Regions from separate parts of the Homo sapiens genome. Here region 1 is linked to region 2. A link is a loop called in an ENCODE intact Hi-C map of the cell type or tissue named here. Cell type or tissue: heart right ventricle. All regions are shown on one strand. Links, peaks and the distances in the headings refer to the core of each region. The heading gives the core; the rest is flanking DNA.

Region 1 (5,376 bases), core at 236-5,235, 180 kb after region 2:
TGGGCTCCTGAGCCCCCTCCGCTGTTTCTCCAAGTCCCTCACTTCTCATCCAGAGGATGACAACAACGAGGAGGAGGAGGAGGAGGAGGAGGAGGAGTGGGCAGGGGAGGAGGAGGAGGGGGAAGCTTTTATAGAAGACAAACTGACAAGAAGGTGTGAATGGCTTTGCTGGGAAGGAGAAAGGAGGAGGGAGTGACGCCCACTGCACGGGAGACAGGACTGAGGAGGCGACGCTGAGAGCTTGAAGCTGGGTTACCTGGAGCCCAATGGAGGGTCAGAGAAACAGTGGGAAGTCCTTGCCTCACTGCCCATTAGCTAGTTTGTGAAAAGTAAACGGGGTAGGTCCAAAGCTTGCTCTATCTCTCTTACACACACACACACACACACACACACACACACACACGCAAAACTCAAATGTGGTGCAAGAAATGTCACAATGTCACTTTCTTCTCATTTCTTTCTTTTTTTTTTTTTTATTGAGATGGAGTCTCACTCCGTCACCCAGGCTGGAGTGCAGTGGCACAATCTCTTGTCACTGTAGCCTCCACCTCCTGGGTTCAAGCAATACTCCTGCCTCAGCCTCCCCAGTAGCTAGGACTACAGGTGTGTGCCACCAAGCCTGGCTAATTTTGTATTTTTAGTAGAGATGGGGTTTCACCATGTTGTTCAGACTGGTCTCGAATTCCTGACCTCAGGTGATTTGCCCTCCTCGGCCTCCCAAAATGCTGGTATTACAGGTGTGAGCCACCTCACCCGGCCATCTTTCTTCTCATTTCTGTAACTGAGTCTGTGTCCCTCTTAGTAAATGCAAGCTACAGACACGAGCACCCTTTCCTTCAGAGGACGCTGCAGTTTCTGACCCAGCATCCACCTGGCTCTGGCTGGAGATGAATCTGGCTGGCTTTTAGTTAAATGCCTGCAGCTCCTCCAGGCGCCCCACATGCCATGAGGGTGTGGACTCTATGCCTGGCCTAGGGGTGAGAAGGAGACTGGGATCTGAACAGATCCTTCCCTCTCTCTTTCCTTCAGTGTGGGTAGGTACCTTGGCGCCCACATGTACCAGGTTCCTGTGTACAATCCATTCCAGCCAGGGAGAGTAGAAAAGACATTTGCTGGGGAACTTCTGAAAAGAAACTAAAAACAAAGCTTCCTTGCTCTTTTATTTATTTGTTTATTTTTAAGATGGAGTCTCACTGCAACCTCTGCCTCCCAGGTTCAAGCGATACTCCTGCCTCAGCCTCCCAAGTAGCTGGAACTACAGGCGTGTGCCGCCACATCCAGCTGATTTTTGTATTTTTAGTAGAGACACGGTTTCACCATGTTAGCCAGACTGGTCTGGAACTACTGACCTCAAGCGATCCTCCCACCTTGGCCTCCCAAAGTTCTGGGATTACAGGCATGAGCCACCGTGCCTGGCCTCCTTGTTCTTTTTAAACTTATTTTTTCCCCTTGGAGTTTCCTTTCAATTTTTTTACTTTTTGTTTTTATTTATTTTAAAAATTTATTCTTTTTTTTTTTTTTTTTGAGACAGGGTCCTGTTCTGCCACCCAGTCTGGAGTGCAGTGGCACAATCATAACTCACTGCAGCCTCGACCTCCTGGGCTCAAGCAATCCTCCCACCTCAGCCTCCCGAGTAACTGGTACTGCCGGCATGTGCCACCACAACCGGTTAATTTTTGTTTTTCTGTTTGTTTATAGAGATCGAGTCTTGCTATGTTTCCCAGGCTGGTCTAGAACTCCTGGACTCAAGTGATCTTCCTGTCGAGACCTCCCAAAGTACTAGGATTACAGGCATGAGCCACCGCACCTGGCCCTTAATTTTTTTTTTTTTTTTTGAGACGGAGTCTTGCTCAGCTGCCCAGGCGGGAGTGCAGTGGTGTGATCTCAGCTCACTGCAACCTCCACCTCCCGGGTTCAAACGATTTTCCCGTCTCACCCTCCCGAGTAGCTGGGATTACAGGCACCCACCATCATGGCCGGCTAATTTTTATATTTTAGTAGAGACAGGGTTTCACCATGTTGGTCAGGCTGGTCTTGAACTCCTGACCTCAGGTGATCCTCCAGCTTCGGCCTCCCAAAATGCTGGGATTACAGGTGTGAGCCACTGCGCCCAACCCTTAATTTTTTTTTTAATTTTGAAGTAATTTCAGACTTACAGGAAAGTTGCCCAAAGAATTCCCAGATACTCTGATTTTCCAAATGCTTACATTTCACCACATTTCATTTCTCTGGTCTGTCTCCCGCTTCCCCTCTCCCTTTGCCCCCATTCCTTCTCCCCCTCCTCTCTCTTCCTCCCTTCCTGGATGTTGTGGGAGAAGCCTGAAGTCGGGGAGCCGCTATGTCTTCTGTCGCCAGGAGGGGGCGTAAAGCCCAGGCCGCAGCTGAGCCCCAGGCATTGGGAAACACCGGGAGCTGGGCCTGGGAGCCTGGCGGCCCCCACCTCTGCGCTTCCTGCTCCCTGCCACACTTAAGCCATTTGAGTTAGATTTATTTTCAAAACCACATTATTGAGGTATAATTGGTGTACCAAAAACGCACGTAATGTTACCATGTGACGAGTGTGGACACAAACGTCCCTGACACCATCACCACATCCCACAGTTTCCTTGTGGTTGTGTTTTTCTAATTTGTTATTTAAAAAATGTTTGTGATAGGCCAGACACGGTGGCTCACGCCTGTAACCCCAGCACTTTGGGAGGCCAAGGCGAGTGGACCACCTGAGGTCAGGAGTTCAAGACCAGCCTGGCCAACATGGTGAAGCCCCGTCTCTACTAAAAATACAAAAATTAGCTGGGCGTGGTGGTGTGCACCTGTAATCCCAGCTACTTGGGAGGCTGAGGCAGAAGAATCGCTTGAACCCAGGAGGTGGAGATTGCAGTGAGCCGAGATCATGCCACTGCATTCCAGCCTGGGTGACAGAGCGAGACTCCATCTCAAAAGTAAAAATAAAATAAAAACAAAGTTTTGCTTTTACCAGAATGTTATACAAACTGGATCCTACAGTGTGCAGCCTTTTCAGTCTGACTTCTTTTACTTAGTGCATGAGATTCATCCACGCTGTGGTGTGTGTCAACAGTTCACTCCTTTTTAGTGCCATTCCTACAAATTTCTGACGAATCCTTTAGGTTTAAGTCCTAGAAGAAAAGCAACTCAGTCAAAAGGTATAACCATTCTGGGATTCTTTTTTTTTTTTTTTTTTTCAGACGGAGTCTTGCTCTGTTCCCTAGGCTGGAGTACAATGGTACAATCTCAGCTCACTGCAACCTCTGCCTCCCAGGTTCAAGCAATTCTCCTGCCTCAGCCTCCTGAGTAGCTGGGATTACAGGCACCTGCCACCATGCCCAGCTAATTTGTTTGTATTTTAGTAGAGATGGGGTTTCACCATGTTGGCCAGGCTGGTCTTGAACTCCTGACCTCAGGTGATGCACCTGCCTCGGCCTCTCAAAATGCTGGGATTACAGGTGTGAGCCACCACGCCCAGCCTCTGGGATTCTTAGTATACACATCCAGATTGCCTTTCGACAATCACATACCAGTTTTCAGTCCCACCAGCACCACAGAAAGATTCCCATTTTACTTGAGAAAGTTACATTTTTTAGGGAAAGTTCATGGGAGGGGCTGGAAAAGACCTAAGTATTGGTCATGTGCTAGAAACACCTAACTGAATTATTGAACAAGAGGGGTTGCATTCTTAGCTTTTCAAAGAGGCATGGGTGGGTGAGGCTGAAAATCCCACTATTGGAAAGATTCAGATGTGGAAGCGGCCACAGGACGGGAATCTGCAGTCAGGAAGAGAAGTGTCAGCGTTCTCTCCCAGGAGCATTTCTGTGCAGAGTCAAGGTGAGTCAGAGTGAAGGGGAGCCAACGCAATGTCCAAAGCTGAGAGCTGCATGTGAAATACATCATCGATGCTGACGCTGCATTCACAGGAGTGGTTCAAGTGGGGGCACGTGGAGAGGAGAGGGCTGACTCATGGCGGGAGCTAACCAGGGCGGAAGGACATCCTGGAGTTTGGCCCATGACAACGGTGGGGAGGAGATGAAATAAGCAGGTGCCTTCGCCTTCCAAAGGTCCCGGACATCCAGTTACAAAAACAAGAGTGCAGAAGCAGCCAGCAGCCTCCCGTGACCTTGAATCAGAAGGAAAGCGGGAAACAGTGTACACCGGAGGCGCCCAGGTGGGAAATGACATGCTCTCCCATGTTGGTGGGCTGAGTTGTGTCTTTCTGGCTTTTGTTTTTTCTTTCTTCTTCTTCTCTTTTTTTTTTTTTCTTGAGACACAGTTTCACTCTGTTGCCCAGGCTGGGAGTGCAATGGCTGGATCTCGGCTCACTGCAACACCTGCCTCCCGAGTTCAAGTAATTCTCCTGCCTCGGCCTCCCGAGTAGCTGGGACTACAGGCACCCACCACCACGCCTGGCTAATTGTGTGTGTGTGTGTGTAATAGAGACAGGGTTTTTCACCATGTTAGCCAGGATGGTCTTGATCTCCTGACCTCATGATCCGTCTGCCTCGGCCTCCCAAAGTGCTGGCATTACAGGCATGAGCCACCGCGCCCAGCCTGAGTTGTATCTTTATGGCTTTTGTTTTTTCTTTTTCTTTTTTTTTTTTCTTTTTTTGAGACACAGTTTCACACTGTCGCCCAGGCTGGGAGTGCAGTGGCTCGATCTCGGCTCACTGCAACCCCCACCTCCCAGGTTCAAGCGATTCCTGTGCCTCAGCCTCCCGAGTAGCTGGGATAACAGGTGTGCACCACCACGCCTGGCTAATTTTTGTATTTTTAGTAGAGACAGGCTTTCACCATGGTGACCATGCTGGTCTCAAACTCCTGACCTCAGGTGATCCGCCAGCCTTGGCCTCCCAAAGTGCTGGGATTACAGGTGTGAGCCACTGTGCCCAGCTGGCTTTTGTTTTTTCTTTTTTTTTTTTTTGAGATGGAGTCTCACTCTTTCTCCTAGGCTGGACTGCAGTGGCACGATCTCAACTCACTGCAAGTTCTGCTTCCCGGGTTCACGCCATTCTCCTGCCTCAGCCTCCTGAGTAGCTGGGACTACTGGTGCCCGCCACGGCGCCCGGCTAATTTTTTTTTGTATTTCTAGTAGAGACGGGGTTTCACCGTGTTAGCCAGGATGGTCTTGATTTCCTGACCTCGTGATCCACCTGCCTCGGCCTCCCAAAGTGCTGGGATTACAGGTGTGAGCCACCGTGCCCAGCTGGCTTTTGTTTTTTCTGTAGGTGCACAGATGATATTAGTTAAATTGAAAAGCAGGTAGAATGTTGACAAGAGTGGGAAAAGAGAGTGCATTCTGCCATTGTCTCTGCCTGGAATGTTCTTGCCAGCTACGTGTGGATGACTTCCTATCCTCTTCTCAGGGAC
Region 2 (5,376 bases), core at 297-5,296:
TATTTATTTTTTATTTTATTTTTATTTTTTGAGACAGAGTCTCGCTCTGTCACCCAGGCTGGAGTGCAGTGGCACGATCTCGGTTCACTGCAAGCTCTGCCTCCCGGGTTCATGCCATTCTCCTGCCTCAGCCTTCCGAGTAGCTGGGACTACAGGTGCCTGCCACCACGCGCAGCTAATTTTTTGTATTTTTTTTTAGTAGAGACGGGGTTTCACCGCCGTTAGCCAGGATGGTCTCGATCTCCTGACCTCCTGACCTCCTGATTCGCCCGCCTCGGCCTCCCAAAATGCTGGGATTACAGGCGTGAGCCACCGCGCCCGGCCTCAATATCATTTTAAAAAGAGCAAAACTGTCATGTGCAGCCAACATGGAGGGAGGGAACTGGAAGAAATTATGTTAAGTGAAATAAGCTCAGCCCAGTAAAACAATGGCACCAAATAGTCTTAATGCACAGAATAGACCATTGAACCACTGCACACATGCACTTGCTAAATATTACAATATTTTCACTCCCATTTTCCCACCTTTCATATTCTTTCTCTAGTTACACTGTAGTATCCGTTACACTCGATAATCCCAGCTTCCCTGTATGTGCTTCTCCACCAGCGATCTCTGCCTCAATGCATGACACCAACACATGTCTACTATTCTTTGCCTGAAACCTCAGGCATATGTATGTGCCTTCTCCTCATCCATGCGGTTCTCAGCTGGGGTAAACTGTGTCCACCTCAAGGGAAAATTAACAGTGACTGCAGACATTTTGAGTTATCACACTTGAGTATGCTACTGACTCCAGTGGGCAGGGGCCAGGGATGCAGCTAAACATCCTACAATGCACAGGACAGCCCTCTTCCCCCTGAAAATGTATTATGTGGCCCACAATGTCTGTAGTGTAATAGATCGAAACACTGCCATCTGGCAAAGACCTTCTCCTCGACCAGACTTGACTTGGGCTTCCCTGAGTCCTCTTCCTGACTAGGCCTGGACTTTGGACATCTGTGTTGAAACTGTGTTGCACCCAGTTTCAACAAGGGTAATGAGAATCCCCCCATCCTTGATACCTGATCAGATTTCCCATGTTCCACTCTTAATGTCTAAATCTTTGGCCTGCCTTTAGCAAGGATTCTGCTCCTGATACCTAATCAAGTTGTTCTTTGTAATTTCCCACCCACTGACCGCCTTACTTTGATAATTGTCTACAAAAAACCAACTATCATTGCTATATTCAGAGTTGGGTCTCTCTCCCCTGTTGCAATTGTCTTGAATATTCTTCCTCACCATTTACCCAAGTGTCAGAATATTTTTTCTTTTACATCTAACAGTCTCACATTCACGCTCAGCATCTAAGGATAAATGTTTATTTTTTCACCGAAATTCTTTCAATAATCAGTCCCTTCTAACCATCCTGCATGATCACTTAAATCTGCCTTAGCTTCTGTGGGATCTCATGTCTCTCTCTGTCTCTACAGTGCCCCAGTAATCACATTCATTTGCATTATGTTTAATTGTCTGGTTTAATCCGTCTCTCTGAGTAGAAGCTTTGTTAAAACACCACACTATCGGCGCCTGTAGTCCCAGCTACTTGGGAGGCTGAGGCAGGAGAATGGCGTGAATCCAGGAGGCGGAGCTTGCAGTGAGCTGAGATCGTGCCACTGCACTCCAGCCTGGGTGACAGAGCGAGATTCCGTCTCAAAAACAAAGAAACAAACAAACAAAAAAACCCCACACTATCCACCAAAGCATACCCAAGCGCAGGGCATAAAGAAGGCACTCCATCAGTATCTTCACCGCATCCCTTCCTGAGTTTCGGGTCCCACTTCCCTACCTGACTTTGGGTAAGAAAGTGTAATGACATCTTCATCCCGCAACACAATTTCATCTTGCAAACGTCTCAGGTCTGTAAAATTATTGCTGGGAAAAGGAATCCCTTCAATCCAGATAGATCCACCAGCCATCTAAAGAAACACCACAGTCTTCCCAGGTTCGTATTCGCTGCACCTGTGCAATCTTAGCGGCACCACTTTTCTTGTTCTGCGACAGGTTAAGATGCAAAGGATGGAGACATTGGGACAGAGCAGCCCAAGTTCATTTTGATACAGCTCCGATGACTGGACGATTACCAGGCTTTTTGGTCTGGTGCTGATAGGATTAACGACATGGACACATGTGGAGTAGTTTTAAGGAGTGAAAAGTTTAATAGCAAGTAAGAAGGAAGAAAGAAGAGAACAGCTCCCCCGTACTGAGACATGGGAAAGGAACAGAGATAGACCCTGTGCGCAACAGAAAGACAGTCCCTTATATCTGGAGGCTGGAGGAGGCAGTATCTGGTTTGCATAGGGCCCAAAGGATTGGCTTGACCAGGTGTGTTATTCATGTAGCCTGGGAGAAACCAGGCCCTCCCGCCATAGCCTTTTAATATGCAAATGTGGGTTGCCATGATGGTTTGAACACATGGTGTTACTTGGAGGTGGCCTTCACACTTTGCACAGGTGGTAACAAGGAGAAGACGGTGGGAATCACCATGTTGAGTGGACCCAGTTTCTAGTGGCCAGCATTTGCATATCAAAGCTTGTCAGCCCGGCCCTTGAAGCCGCCTTTTTGGTTAGAAAAGAGATTGCTTGGTTAGAAAAGAGATTTCTTATTACAGGAAAATTTTCACCAAGAACCTTTACCCTTACTGTATGCCTAAAATGATTTCTTAATAACTCCTGTAATATCCCCCCCTCAAAGAGAAGTAAACCTAACTGCTGTTAGGGGGTGTTAGATGATGATTCTTTCTGGGTACTGTCTGCTGAAAAGGGGCGTGTGGTTGGGGGGGGACAGCAATTGGGCCTTCTCCTGTGGTTGATCTGAGGTTCTCAGAAGAATGGCATGTCTGTGTGTGGCTCAGCTCACAGCACCATTTAAAGTTTAATTGCTTCTATTAAACTTTATTTAATGTTTTATTAAATAAAACATTATTTAATAAAATATTAAAATATTAAACTTTATTTGATTTAAGGTGAAAAAATATAAATTTTACAAGAAGATTTAAAATGTAGGGTTAGGATACAATTATTAAAATTACCACCGTTAGTGGGGGGCCCTGTTAGACCATAACTGACAGTAGAGTTTGACACCTTTTAGTTACACCAATGGATTGCAATACTGGCTTGCCTCCACTAGATGTCGGTGTACATTACCAGAAACGTTAATATAGCGGTAACTTTTTCCTAGAGAAAAGCGGACATTTCCCCCTTAATCTGCCGTTAGAGAATAACTTTAGGCCTAGGCCATTTTTACAACTTGCAATATGATTGGGAGAAAGACATTATTGGGTGGCTAAAATAACTTTAGCGTTAATTTTGACAATTCCTTTCCTTTAATTACTAAATTCTTTTATGACTTTTATAAACCTTCTTACAACACCTTTACACTTTTTGATTTGTCCTAAACATCCTTTCTTTAAACAACCGGTTATTTCCCTTTAGTACAAGAATTTACCATACAAAATCCTTCCGTACATAAAATCTCTTCCTTTATAACCTTTTCATAGTGTGTATTATATTACCAACCTTTAGTAAAAAGTCTTTTCAAACTTAGTGATGGTATAACTTTCATGCTTCTTATCCATAACTATTAGTCCTGCTATAAGCAAAACAACCTTGACTAAATTTTTCCTGCAATTATTAATCCTGTTATAAGGATGATAATCTGGCAAAATATTACAGCAATTAGAATTTTACAACCAGAATTCCACATTGTGAGTGCCACAGCGTTTAGTTCTATTGCAAATAGTAGCTTGACTAGAACAATTTTCACAAGAGTGGCATAGTAAATAATTTTCATTTAAAACTTTACTTGCCAAGACATAACATGTCCCTTTGGGGATTTACAAAGTTACAAATATGATTCTATGAATAATTAAATCTCTCTGCAAATATGCATTAAAAAGAAGTTCTAATATTTGGCAGTGAACTTTGAGAGGAAAGTTTAGAAATAATAAAAAGTATTTGATAAGGTAGGAGTGGGACTGAGTAAGATGCGTAGCCCTCACTCAGTTACTTATCTTTTATGATTTTCAGCTTAAGATCTTCTACTTTTTTTTTTTTTTTTTTTTTTTTTTTGAGACGGAGTTTTGTTCTGTCGCCCAGGCTGGAGTGCAGTGGTGTGATCTTGGCTAACTGCAACCTCCACCTCCCGGGTTCAAGCGATTCTCCTGCCTCAGCCTCCTGAGTAGCTGGGACTACAGGCGCCCACCACTGCACCCGGCTAATTTGAATTAGTTTTTGTATTTTTAGTAGAAACAGGGTTTCACCATGTTAGCCACGCTGGTCTCGATCTCCTGACCTCGTAATCCGCCCGTCTCGGCCTCCCAAAGTGCTGGGATTACAGGCGTGAGCCACCGCGCTCGGCCAAGATCTTCTATTTCTTCACACTGATATTGAGGACATTCCTCTGGACCGTCAGGGGTTGCTTCCTCAGCTTTGCAGGCTTTGGCTTGATCGTGATGTATTCACAAGTTGATTCCTGTAACTTTTACTGCCCAAGGGGGTTGAGAGAACAACAGTGTAGGGCCCTTCCTAGCTTGGCTTAGGGAAGGTGACAGAGGTGAGAGTTTTACTAATACCAAATTTCTTGGGTTAAATAGAGGTGGTTCCTGCTGGAAGTGAGCTAGAGAGGTTACATGCTTAACCAATTTAGAGGTTTCCTGCCTGAAAACAATTTCTGAGCACATGGATAAGTTTTATCCTTTCCCAAGTGAAAAGCTTGGTGAAGGATTTTAAGAACTTTTCATTGGCTGGAGGCTGGCAAATAGAGTTTGCCATCCTGACTGTAGCCATCCTGAGGGCTGAAAAGTATGCCCTAGAGAAGTAGTCTATTCTATTTTTGTAGGGGAATACTGAGGTTTAATTTCTCTTACAGAGTCTTTTTAGATTAGAAGGGGCTTGAAGTGTGTTAATACCTCGAAGCTTTCATGCCTTTGACTTAGCTGCCTGATCAGCTAATTTATTTCTTTCGGCTACCTTGTTTCCTTTTAATGTTCCTTAAAATGCATCCTTGCTATTTTTTTGTGGAAGAAAAACTGAGGATAATAACCTGCTAATTTCCTGGTGATATTTTATAGGAGATCCATTAGTGGTAAGAAAATGTGTTTCCTTTTAAATGGCCCCAGCATGAGCATGGAGAGCTATGAAAGCATACTTGGAGTTAGTGTAAATGTTAGCTGCCTTTCCCTTGCTTAATTTAGGTGCTCTTGTAAGAGCTATTAGCTCAGCTAATTGAGCGTTTGTGCCTGGGGAGAGTGACTACTGCTTATCCTGCCTTATGTACATCTTGCTTTACTGGCTGTCAGCTAAGAGCTCCCCCTAGAGGACCGTGATTCTGCTACATTA

Evidence for each region. Hi-C counts contacts between places; a loop is a spot of excess contacts. Peaks named below come from ENCODE experiments on the same cell type or tissue, not always from the same donor. Only the 100,000 strongest peaks of a DNase experiment are listed, where the experiment ranks them.
Region 1: it touches region 2 in a loop (2.3-fold over the local background); 6 of 110 quality-filtered maps call a loop at or near these places.

The regions. Positions count from the first base shown.
Region 1 is chr19:56,169,053-56,174,428 of GRCh38, reverse strand. No RefSeq gene overlaps it. Among named protein-coding and RNA genes, the nearest start is that of GALP, 4.3 kb to the left of the region's middle. RefSeq lists an enhancer at 2,337-2,466. In heart right ventricle, for the core only: CTCF peaks have their summits at 2,156 and 2,357 (motif pointing right); a DNase peak (open chromatin) is centred at 2,368; H3K27me3 peaks cover 823 bases.
Region 2 is chr19:56,348,436-56,353,811 of GRCh38, reverse strand. It overlaps a transcript of ZSCAN5A not described here. Among named protein-coding and RNA genes, the nearest start is that of ZSCAN5A, 36 kb to the right of the region's middle. In heart right ventricle, for the core only: CTCF peaks have their summits at 2,947 and 3,151 (motif pointing right); a DNase peak (open chromatin) is centred at 3,159.